Regions from separate parts of the Homo sapiens genome. Here region 1 is linked to region 2. Evidence: read pairs that join two places in POLR2A ChIA-PET (ENCODE). Cell type or tissue: B cell. All regions are shown on one strand. Links, peaks and the distances in the headings refer to the core of each region. The heading gives the core; the rest is flanking DNA.

What was found. ChIA-PET counts read pairs that join two places held together with the same protein. Peaks named below come from ENCODE experiments on the same cell type or tissue, not always from the same donor. Only the 100,000 strongest peaks of a DNase experiment are listed, where the experiment ranks them.
Region 1: POLR2A ChIA-PET joins it to region 2 with 6 read pairs; 7 of 35 experiments call an interaction of 5 or more read pairs at or near these places.

Annotation. Positions count from the first base shown.
Region 1 is chr3:47,682,127-47,687,513 of GRCh38, reverse strand. SMARCC1 (SWI/SNF related BAF chromatin remodeling complex subunit C1) reads left to right here. Exons shown (of 28, transcript NM_003074.4): 14 at 1,344-1,465. Among named protein-coding and RNA genes, the nearest start is that of HIGD2AP2, 22 kb to the right of the region's middle. In B cell, for the core only: no CTCF peak of the experiment used is centred there; no DNase peak of the experiment used is centred there.
Region 2 is chr3:47,610,781-47,616,167 of GRCh38, reverse strand. All of the region lies in intron 25 of SMARCC1 (SWI/SNF related BAF chromatin remodeling complex subunit C1), which reads left to right. It overlaps LOC124906234 (a long non-coding RNA gene), which reads right to left. Exons shown (of 3, transcript XR_007095902.1): 3 at 1,793-1,868. Among named protein-coding and RNA genes, the nearest start is that of CSPG5, 35 kb to the right of the region's middle. In B cell, for the core only: no CTCF peak of the experiment used is centred there; a DNase peak (open chromatin) is centred at 2,297; H3K27ac peaks cover 473 bases.

The DNA of each region.
Region 1 (5,387 bases), core at 270-5,269, 71 kb before region 2:
AGGATTAGAGGTAGTGTCTCTAAAGCTGTCTCCCACAATGTCATCTTCCTTGTTGTTTTCTGATTGAAGTCATTAAAACTTATACTGTTGGCCTTCATTAATTGCAATGCCAGCCTCTTCCTGTTTTTTCTGAATAAGGGAAATTTTTTGTCTCCTAATGATTTGTAAAGTCTGTAACACAAAAATATATTAACTAAAGCCAAAATAAAAACAGGTGAACATTGAGAATATTTTTTGCTAGCTTCTGTGATTTGGGAAATAAAATTTGTTACCCTTGTCATCGTTAGTATCACATTTGTATTCAATATCATTTAAGTAATAACTAGAGTCCTTGGTGTTTTCATGCTTTAAATTTATTCCTTTTTACTATTCTTATAGAAACTGTTATAGGTAGTAACACTAGATCGTCACTTCAAATACTGTAACAGGAGATTTAGGTTGAATTAAGAAAAAGGTAGAAATTAAATTGTGGAACCATTGTAAAAGAAAACTGATTCAAAATTTGGGTTTTTGCTTATTTTATTTTTTTTTGAGGCAGGGTCTTGCCTAGACTGGAGTGCAGGGCAGTGGTGGAAACACAGCTCACTGTAGTCTTGACCTCCCATGCTCAAGCAATCTTGCTGACTTCAGCCTCTAAAGTAGCTGGGACTACAGGCATGTACCACTATGTCCAGCTAATTTCTAAATTTTTAGTAGAGACAAAGTCTGACTATGTTGCCCAGGCTGGTCCTGATCTTTTGGTCTCAAGTGATCCTCCTGCCTCAGCCTCCCAAGTGTTGGAATTACAGGCATGAGACACCTTGCCCAGCCCATAATTTGGTTTCTTAATAGAAAATAATTTCATTAGGTTACAAATAATAAAATCACCACAGAGAGAAAATTGTAAAACATTTCAATATCAAAAAAAGTATTTAAAATACGTTTAAATGTATGCAATAAAAATGTGTATCAAGTAAACATTTACTTCAGATTAAGTAAAACTGGACAAGGAAGAAGCAAGCTATTATGGAACGAGATCTGGGTTATGAGTTATTTATTTAGTCTGAAGTCCTGTGCATTGAAACAGACTTTCTTCAATCAACTTGTTAATCTTATTATGAGAGACCTACCTTCTCTGCATTGATTCCCTCATCATCATAAATGAGCAACAAAACCTTATCAGCTGGCTACCTTGTACCTTAAATACTGTGAAAGGTTGTTTTTACTTGAAATTTGTTTTTCAAATATCTGATCGAATCGGGGAGCTTCATTTTATTTAACCTAACAACTGAAGTGTAAGAGATGTTATATATATCTCTCTCTGTAGTTCTTTCTTTCTTTGAACTTTGTCTTCTTTTCTATAGGAAGATGAAGATCCTGCCAAAGGTGATCAGAGTCGATCAGTTGACCTTGGGGAAGATAATGTGACAGAGCAGACCAATCACATTATTATTCCTAGTTATGCATCATGGTTTGATTATAACTGGTGAGTGGACCACTTCCATCTGTGAGCATGGTACTGAGCAGTACAAGAACTTTCCTTGAAATCAGGTTGTGCCTTTCTGCCCATGTTCCTTATCAGAAATTACTATCACTTTGGATGAAGGGAGATGGAGAGTGATTTTTATCTTTGGAATGTGTTTGTGTTTTTTGTTTGTTTGTTTGTTTTGTTGTTGTTGAGACAGAGTCTTGCTTTGTCACCCTGGCTAGAATGCAGTGGTATGATCTCGACTCACTGCAACCTCTGCCTCCCGGTTTCAAGTGATTCTCTTGCTTCAGCCTCCTGAGTAGCTGGGATTACAGGTTCCCGCCGCCGTGCCAGGCTAATTTTTGTATTTTTAGTAGAGATGGGTTTCACCATCTTGGCCAGGGTGGTTTTGAACTCCTGACCTCGTGATCCACCTGCTTCAGCCTCCCAAAGTGCTGGGATTACAGGCGTGAGCCACCGCGCCTGGCTCGAATTTTTTTTTTTTTTTTTAAAGAAAAACAATTCAGGGATTGAAACTAGATTTTGTTGTAATTTAGGTTTGTAAAATTTTGTAAGCTTGAATCTAACTCATTTAGAATCAGCTATAATTCAAACAAGCAAATACTTGAGTAGTAGTATAAAATGTTTTAAATTATTATAAAAAGTTTTTAGTTACTTGAAATTAACTCTAGATTAAAAATACTAACTGAAAATTTCCAGAAGTAAACAATTCATAATTTTCCGTTGTGTGTTATTCTGAGTAGTGGGATGAAATCTTGCAGTTTCATGCCAGGAGTATGAATCATCCTTTTTTTTCAATGTAGACACACTGTACATGCTACCCACCTGTTAGTCATTTAGTATCCGTATCAGTTATTAGACTAGCTGTCAAGGGATTTCAGTGCTTCTGTTCAAGGAACCCCTATTTTAGTTAGTGGCCCCAATGCATAGAAGTAGTGATGGTGATAGTTCGGATACGCCAAAGTGAATGTATAAAGCGCTTCCTTTAAGTGAAAAGGTGAATGTTTCCGACTTAAAAAGAATTGTGTGCTGAGCTTGCTAAGATCTATGATAAGAACAAATCTTCTGTTCATGAAATTGTGTATAATAAATTGTTATACTTGTTCTTTTTTATTATTGGTTTTTGTTAATCTAGTCCTGTGTCTAATTTATAAATTAAACTTTGTCATAGGTATGTGTGTGTTTATGTGTATACGTAGGAAAAAACTTAATGGCCCTGTCCACAGTTTCAGGCATCCATTGGGGGTCTTGGAACACAAACTCCACAGATATGAAGGGACTACTTTATATAAAGGAAAAAAATTGCCCAGCATGGTGGCTTATGCCTGTAATCCCAGCACTTTGGGAGGCCGAGGTGGGCAGATCACCTGAGGTCAGCAGTTCAAGAATAGCCTGGCCAACCTGGTGAAACCCCGTCTCTATTAAAAATACAAAAAAATTAGCCAGGCGTGGTGGTGGGTGCCTGTAATCCCATCTACTTGGGAGGTTGAGGCAGGAGAATCGCTTGAACCCAGGAGGCAGAGGTTGCATTGAGCCGAGATCAAGCCATTGTACTCCAGCCTGGGCTACAAGAGCAATACTCTGTCTCCCAAAAAAAAAAAAAAATTACTACCCAATAATAGCTTTATTTTAATAGGAAATATTTTAACATCAGGAGGCTTTTAAAATATAAATCCTGGCATGTAAAAATGTTTAAGAAAACAGACCTCCTTAGCATCGTCTCTGATTTTTACAGCAAGCACTGTGGCATGCTTCGAGCATAGTTGGATGTAACTGGAGTACTGTCTTTTTTTTTTTTTTTTTTTTGAGACGGAGTCTCGCTCTGTCGCCCAGGCTGGACTGCAGTGGCGGGATCTCGGCTCACTGCAAGCTCCGCCTCCCGGGTTCACGCCATTCTCCTGCCTCAGCCTCCCAAGTAGCTGGGACTACAGGCGCCCGCCACTACGCCCGGCTAATTTTTTGTATTTTTAGTAGAGACGGGGTTTCACCGTGGTCTCGATCTCCTGACCTCGTGATCCGCCCGCCTCGGCCTCCCAAAGTGCTGGGATTACAGGCGTGAGCCACCGCGCCCGGCCGAGTACTGTCTTTTTTATTGATTGCTTATGAGATGTGACTATTTAATATTAGAATGATTTTTGTTTGTCTTTTTGTTTGTCTGTGCCTCGACTGTTTTGTTGTTGTTGTTTTTTTAAAAACATAAATACCAGAACTTACCACTCCAAATAGATGTTAGCATCTTTAAGGTACCTTTACAGGAAAGTTGTCTACATTGCTGATGCTGCCATTACTCAAAATCTTGGGTTTTTTTGTTTCTGTTTTTTTGAGACGGAGTCTCAGTCTGTTGCCCAGGCTGGAGTGCAGCGGCGCAATCTCGGCTCACCACCAGGCTGGTCTCGAACTCCTGACCTCAGGTGATCCACCCACCTTGGCCTCCCAAAGTGCTGGGATTACAGGTGTGAGCCACTGCGTCCGGCCAATCTTGGGGTACTTTTTATACCTTTTGCCTGCTCTCAATGATTACCGTGTTATTTTTAAAGGATGAATGTGATTTTTAAAATCCATGTATGTCCAGAAGTCTTTTTGGAGACAATTTAAAAGAATATAGTCAGTGATCCACTTGATATGCCTTATTTTTGTCTGACATCATTCTGTGGCTCAAATATTGAGACTTTCCTGAGTACATTTAAAACCAACTGAATAGGCCGGGCGCGATGGCTCACACCTGCAATCCCAGCACTTTTGGAGGCCAAGGCGGGTGGATCACGAGGTCAGGAGATTGAGACCATCCTGGCTAACACGGTGAAACCCCGTCTCTGCTAAAAATACGAAAAAAAAATGAGCCGGGCGTGGTGGCGGGCGCGTGTATTCCCAGCTACTCAGGAGGCTGAGGCAGGAGAATGGCGTGAACCCGGGAGGTGGAACTTGCAGTAAGCTGAGATCGCGCCACTGCACTCCAGCCTGGGCGACAGAGCGAGACTCCGTCTCAAAACAAAAACAAAAACAAAACAAAAAACGAATGCTATTTCTGGATGTTTTCAGTAAATACAACCTGGAACAGAATAAGTGCATATCTTTGAACATCAGTCTTCATTACATTTGTTACTCTCTTTAATTATTTTTAAACATTTGGAAGTGTCTCAGTCTTGTTATCTTTGCAATTATGTGTTTAACATTCAGAATTTTTAAACATTCACAATTTTGCTTTTGGCTCACAATAAAATTATGTTTATGTACTTTTAATGTAGCTTTTTGTCAGCTGACACCAATTTTTATATCATAAACAATTATTAATATATGACATACTAAATAGTAAACAGTAAATTACTTTTAAAAAACATATTCTATCTTTATATATTTTTGCTGTTTTAATTATTCCAAAATAGTGAGTTGTTCTGTTAAAATTGACAAACTTTAAAACTCGTTAGTACAATGGCCTAAGAGGACACACATGAGAAACCGGCATTCTTTTTCTCTAAAATTAGATAAAGGGGGCTGGTGCTATGGCTCTTGTCTGTAATCACAGCACTTTGAGAGGCTGAGGCTGGTGGGTCGCTTGAGCCCAAACATAGTGATACCCGTCTCTACAAAAAATTTTTTTAATTAACCAGGCGTGATGGCACATGCCTGTAGTCCCGGCTATCCTGGAGGCTGGGGCAGAAAGATTGCCTGAGCTTAGGAGTTCTAGGTTACAGTGAGCTAGCTATGATCTTGTCACTGAACTCCAGTTGTTGTTTGTTTTTTTTTTTTTTTTGAAACGGAGTCTTGCTCTGTCCCCCAGGCTGGAGTGCAGTGGCGCGATATCGGCTCACTGCAAGCTCCGCCTTCCGGGTTCACGCCATTCTCCCGTCTCAGCCTCCCGAGTAGCTGGGACTACAGGCACCCAACACCATGCCCGGCTAATTTTTTGTAGTTTTAGTAG
Region 2 (5,387 bases), core at 219-5,218:
CCTGGAGAGAATTGAAGGGCCTGGGCCCCACATAAGCCGTTTACATTTGAATGTTTTTTTAAAAGACACTTTGAGGCCATTGAGAATGGATCTATGAGCTGATTCCATTTATAGCTTTTGGACTAAATGTTGTCTGTCTCTCTGAAGTTCATTTGGCTAGGTATAGAAATTTTATACCTTCAGAGGCTGGGTGCTGTGGCTCACGCCTGTAATCCCAGCACTTTGGGAGGATGAGGCAGGTGGATCACCTGATGTCAGGAGTTCGAGACCAGCCTGGCCAACATTGTGAAACCCCGTCTCTACTAAAAATACAAAAATTAGGCGGGCGTGGTGGTGGGCACCTGTAATTCCAGCTATTCAGGAGGCTGAAGCAGGAGAATCACTTGAACCCAGGAGGCAGAGGTTGCAGTGAGCCGTGATGGCGCCATTGCACTCTAGGCTGGGCAATAAGAGCAAAACTCTGTCTTAAAAAAAGAAAAGAAAAGAAAAGAAAGAAATTGTGTACCTTCAGAAAAGAGGGACTATTAGGGAACTCGGAACTGTGAGAAACCCAGACCCTGTACTTAAGGAAGTTAAAGGATGGATGAGACATTGACTCAAAGAAACCAAATACTATGAGATGATGGGGCTATGAAAATTCAGAGAAAGGGGAGGTCATGGTCAGCTCAGATTATCAAGGTAAGATTCCTGGAGGAGGAGGATTGATAATGATTTGTAAGAAAGGCCCAGCTCTTGAAATATGAAAAGAATGATTGCTTAGGAGACTGGAGGGTCAGCCTGCCTTGATAGTTTTTGTGGTAGATAAAATGATTTATTTGTTCATTTGCCAAATACTCACTGAGCATCTGCTGTCCTCCAGGCATACAGCTACTGAGGATACAGTGGTAGATAAAACCCAACAAAGATCTCTGCCTTGGTGGATTTCAAATAATTAGAAACCATGAGTGAATTAAGGAAGTTTTATAAGTAATAAGGTATTATATGCTGCATATATATAGGTATACATACAAGCTTTGTGTGTATGTTATGGGCTGAGTCGGGGGGATTAGGAGTGGCAGGGAAGGGATTTCTGTTTTGAGTGGTGTCATCAGATTAGGCCTTATTGAGAAACTTGACAGTTGATGGGCAAGCACTTCTAGGTGCTGGAAACAGCCAGTGCAGAGGCCCTGAGGCAGGAGTATGACTGACATGTTCAGAGACAAGGGAGTAGGTGGGTGGGCTGGAGCATAAATGAGTCAAGGGAGTTAGGAGCATAAAGTCAAAGAGATCATGGTGACCAAATCACAGAAATTCTTGAAAGCAGTCCAGAGGCCTTTTTGCTTTACTCTGAAATGTGAAATAATTGCGGGACCTTGAGTTGAGGACTGAAGTGATCTTCCTTACAGTTTATCAGGGATCACTCTGTCTACTGTGTTAGAGAGAGTAAATTATAAGGCAGCAAGGTCAGAATCAGGGAGACTTGGTGTGGAGGCTGTTAGGTTAATGCACGTGAGATATGGTGGCTTGGACCAGGGTGTCAGCCGTGGAAGTGAAGAGAAATGGTGAAGTTCTGGGTGGAATTTCAAGATAGAGATAATGGGCTATCCTCACAAATAGTAAGTTTAGAAAAATTTGTTATATTTTATGACAAACTGAGGAAGAAAGAACAGCAAAAAAGAATTTCATAGTGTCCCAGAGTAATTATATTTAACTTTGTTTTCTGTGTAGTTGTAGTAATTCATCTTCTGTGCTGCCTGTCATACAATTGAATCTATTGTTCAACATTTGCTATTACATTAAAGGTAGTTTTATTTGAGATTAGAAAGCCATACCCAGTAGCAGGTTCAGTTCTGAAGCAGAAAGACTTGTGGCCTCAAGAAGCAAGCACACTGCAACAAAGATAAAATGACAAGTCACAATAATGATGCAGGCTCCCTTTTTGGATTTCTGCTACCAGAAGTACACATGGAAGTAGCAAAATGCAATTATATTGTTTTCTTTTACCTCAGGTATAAAAAGGGATGGATATGTCTGTTTTGGATTTGGGGTTTTTTCAGTGAATTTCTCATCACTGATACAAAGCATTGAAAAGGAAGGTGTGATTATTTACTTTAGCTCTGAGGCTTCAAGTCTCAGCTGATATTTCAGTCCTTGGCATTGCAGATAGATTTTTGTGGCCCTCACTGTCTTTTACTCTTTCCCACCCCCCTCCCTGCTTTATGCAAATAGAAGGGAGAAGAGCTTTGTGTGAACTTCAGCTGCACTTGCAGCTGTGTCTGCGTTTGGTGTCTTGGTGTTGAAAAGTGCTCTGTTGTGTTAGATTTCGCTTGGATACGGCTGCTTTATACATACACAGTGAAGAGGGAGAGGAAGGCAGGGTTTTTGAAAGCAGGGGAAGTGGGGGCTCAGGATGTGTCTTCAGAGCAGGGCCATAGGCAGCCTTGTATGAAAAACTGGGTTCGCTGGAGCCTATTTTTTTGTTATTAAACATATGTGTGTGATATTTTAAATTTTCAAATCATAAATAAAAAGTTCTGGCCAGGAGCAGTGGCTCATGCCTGTGCACTTTAGGAGGCTGAGGCGGGCGGATCACCTGAGGTCAGGAGTTCAAGACCAGTCTGGCCAACATGGTGAAACCCCATCTCTACTAAAAATACAAAAATTAGCTGGGCGTGGTAGTGGGCACCTGTAATCCCAGCTACTTGGGAGGCTGAGGGAGGAGAATTGCTTGAACCCGGAAGGCGACCACTGCACTCTAGCCTGGGCGACAGAGCAAGACTCCGTCTCAAAAAAAAAAAAAAAAGAGAAAAGTTCTCCTACTTCCAGTTTCATTTCTATGGATGATCACTGTTAATAGTTTGTATCTTTCAGAACATTTTAAATGTGTTTATACATGATCACAAAGTCATTTTTATATACTTGGATTATCTTATAAATATTTTTATTGCAACTTGTTTTTTCCCCCATTCAGGTTATCTTATGTAACTGAACATCAAAAAGAATGCCTTGATGACCATCCTTACACATGCATACATACAGTATTCTAGGACAGATTTCCAGATGCCTAATCACTGGGTCATTGGTTAAGTGCATTTAAAATATGACCAGTACTGGCAATTTTCTCTCAGAAATTCCTAGTTAACATTCTTTCTGATTGCCACAAAAGTGAATGCAGTCTTCAACTTGATTTAATAAAAATAAGGTATCTAGAACAAGAAAAGTTATTTTATTTGCATGACGAGGCCAGTACATGGTGGCAAGCTCTGCTGCATCTGCCGCAGAACAGAGATGGCCCTTATGGAGCCAACTGGTAGCCTGTTATTTGGGCATTGCTCTCAACTCATAGGACATGTTTGGCCCCACATTGGAACTTTTGGTTTAAACTGGGTTCTCTTTCAGGTTTATGTATGTGTTTAATCACTTATCCTTTCTAATTCTTCTAATTACTTTTTTTAAATTACCTTCTAAGTTTTAAAATGACAGATGAAACTCAGAAAATAAAGAGGATAATACAGGCTAGCTCATGTTGTAGGCAAGGAAAATTGGGCAAATTTTTCTTCCCAGCTTGGCCCTCTCATCCTCTTATTAGTAGATTCTTTTTTTCTTTCCAAGGTTAATACCTTGATACTAAGGTAAGCCCTCAAAGAAAGGCTAGTTTGGTTAAAAGCAGAACCCAAAATTCAGCTAGGTAATGCAGAGACCAGAATTTCCTTTTAGAGTCACTGCTCCCTCCAGTAGCAGTTCAGCTTCCTTATAAAGCATATCTTGACCTAAATTCCATAGTTCTTACATAACAGTAGGACTACAGCCAAGCTGTTCAGACCAGTAGTCACTCAACAAAAACAGATAAGAGGATGTTTTCTGGCCACCTCTTAAGCAAATTCAGAGTCCTAAATTCCTAGAAAGAATGATTAGAAGAAAGCAAAACCAAGGATCTGTAGCCAGAATATTTAGATTTCCCACCCCACCTTTTACAGTCATTTTGCCTCTTACTTACTAATCTGATTAGTCTTCCTGCAGAACTGGACTTCCAGAAGATTCTCTTGCTGTTTACATATTACATCTCCCTTCTCATCATGCACACAGGAAACTGAACCAGGCTAGGCTTTACCCTCTTCAGATTACCTTTCCCAGAAAATGAAGAGCCCACACTAGACTATTAGGACCATGGTAGAACCCTGTCTTGCTTGTTCCTGGTAACCCTCAACCTCTCTCAAAATGTTTTGTTTCAGAAAATCTCCCTCTCCCTAAGGAAAGTCTACAAGCCAGTTACCAAAATCCAGGACATAAGCTATACCGTTTACTCTCTTTATTTGTTCTCCTCTTAGCCTGCTCATGCATCTTTTCTTCATACTGTGTTCATGGCCTGTCTTCCCACACCCCATCTGTCCATGGAAATACCCCAGTTGCTACTCCTATAACCAGTGATGCTTCTCACTCAATTTCACAGGGATTTTCCCCAGTCGGCCCTCTGCCAAAGGCCCAGATTTTTAGGCTAATTCTCATGCTTATTCCATCTAGTTTTTGCAAATAATAGTGTGTAGTGTTTATCCACAGAACTTGCTGCCCCCAAAAGCAAAAATGTTATACTTCCCTAACCTATTAAATGCCTCAGAATAGTGCTATTGGACAGAAATATGTGAGCCATATATATAACTAAAATTTTCTAGTAGCCAAATTAAAAACAGGTGAAATGATGTTTTACATAATCCAGTATATGTAAAACCTACATATATACATTGTTTCTATATGTAATTTATATGAACAATTTTTCATATTAAGTCTTCAAATTTTACTGTGCATCACCAACAGCACATCTCATTTCATGTTAGCCACACTTCAAGTGCTCAGTAGCTGTGTGTGGCTTCTAACTGCTGTATTGGACAACACAGCACTAGAAAATGATTCCCAGTGACTTAGATTTTTCTATCAAAATGATGGGATGGAGATGTTATTGAAAAGAAGTGGGTTTATTAACCCTCCTTATGCTTATGATTTTTATACTACTTTCAGAGATCTGGATTTTCATTTTCCTGCATGTTCAGGTTGATTTTCTTTATCATCCCTGAATTAAATTAATTTAGGATAGGCTTCATTCTCTGAACTAAACATATAATACTGTATTTCTCTTTATTCTCATTTGGGTGCCAGAAAGATTATCTTGAATATTGAAATGCTTGTAGTCGTTAAACTAAGATTCATGCAAATTTTTTTATAGGCAACTAAAATATTCCGTGAATGTGTCACCAAGTATAATTTTGGGTACTTGAAAGCTAAGATTTGCAGTGGCACTGCCAAAGTTCCACATAGAGAAATGCATATCTTTGCAGCTAAGGCCACGTCAACTCATGCAGAGTAATTTAACTCTGGTGTTATGTTCTAAAATAGACAGTAACCATGAGAGTATC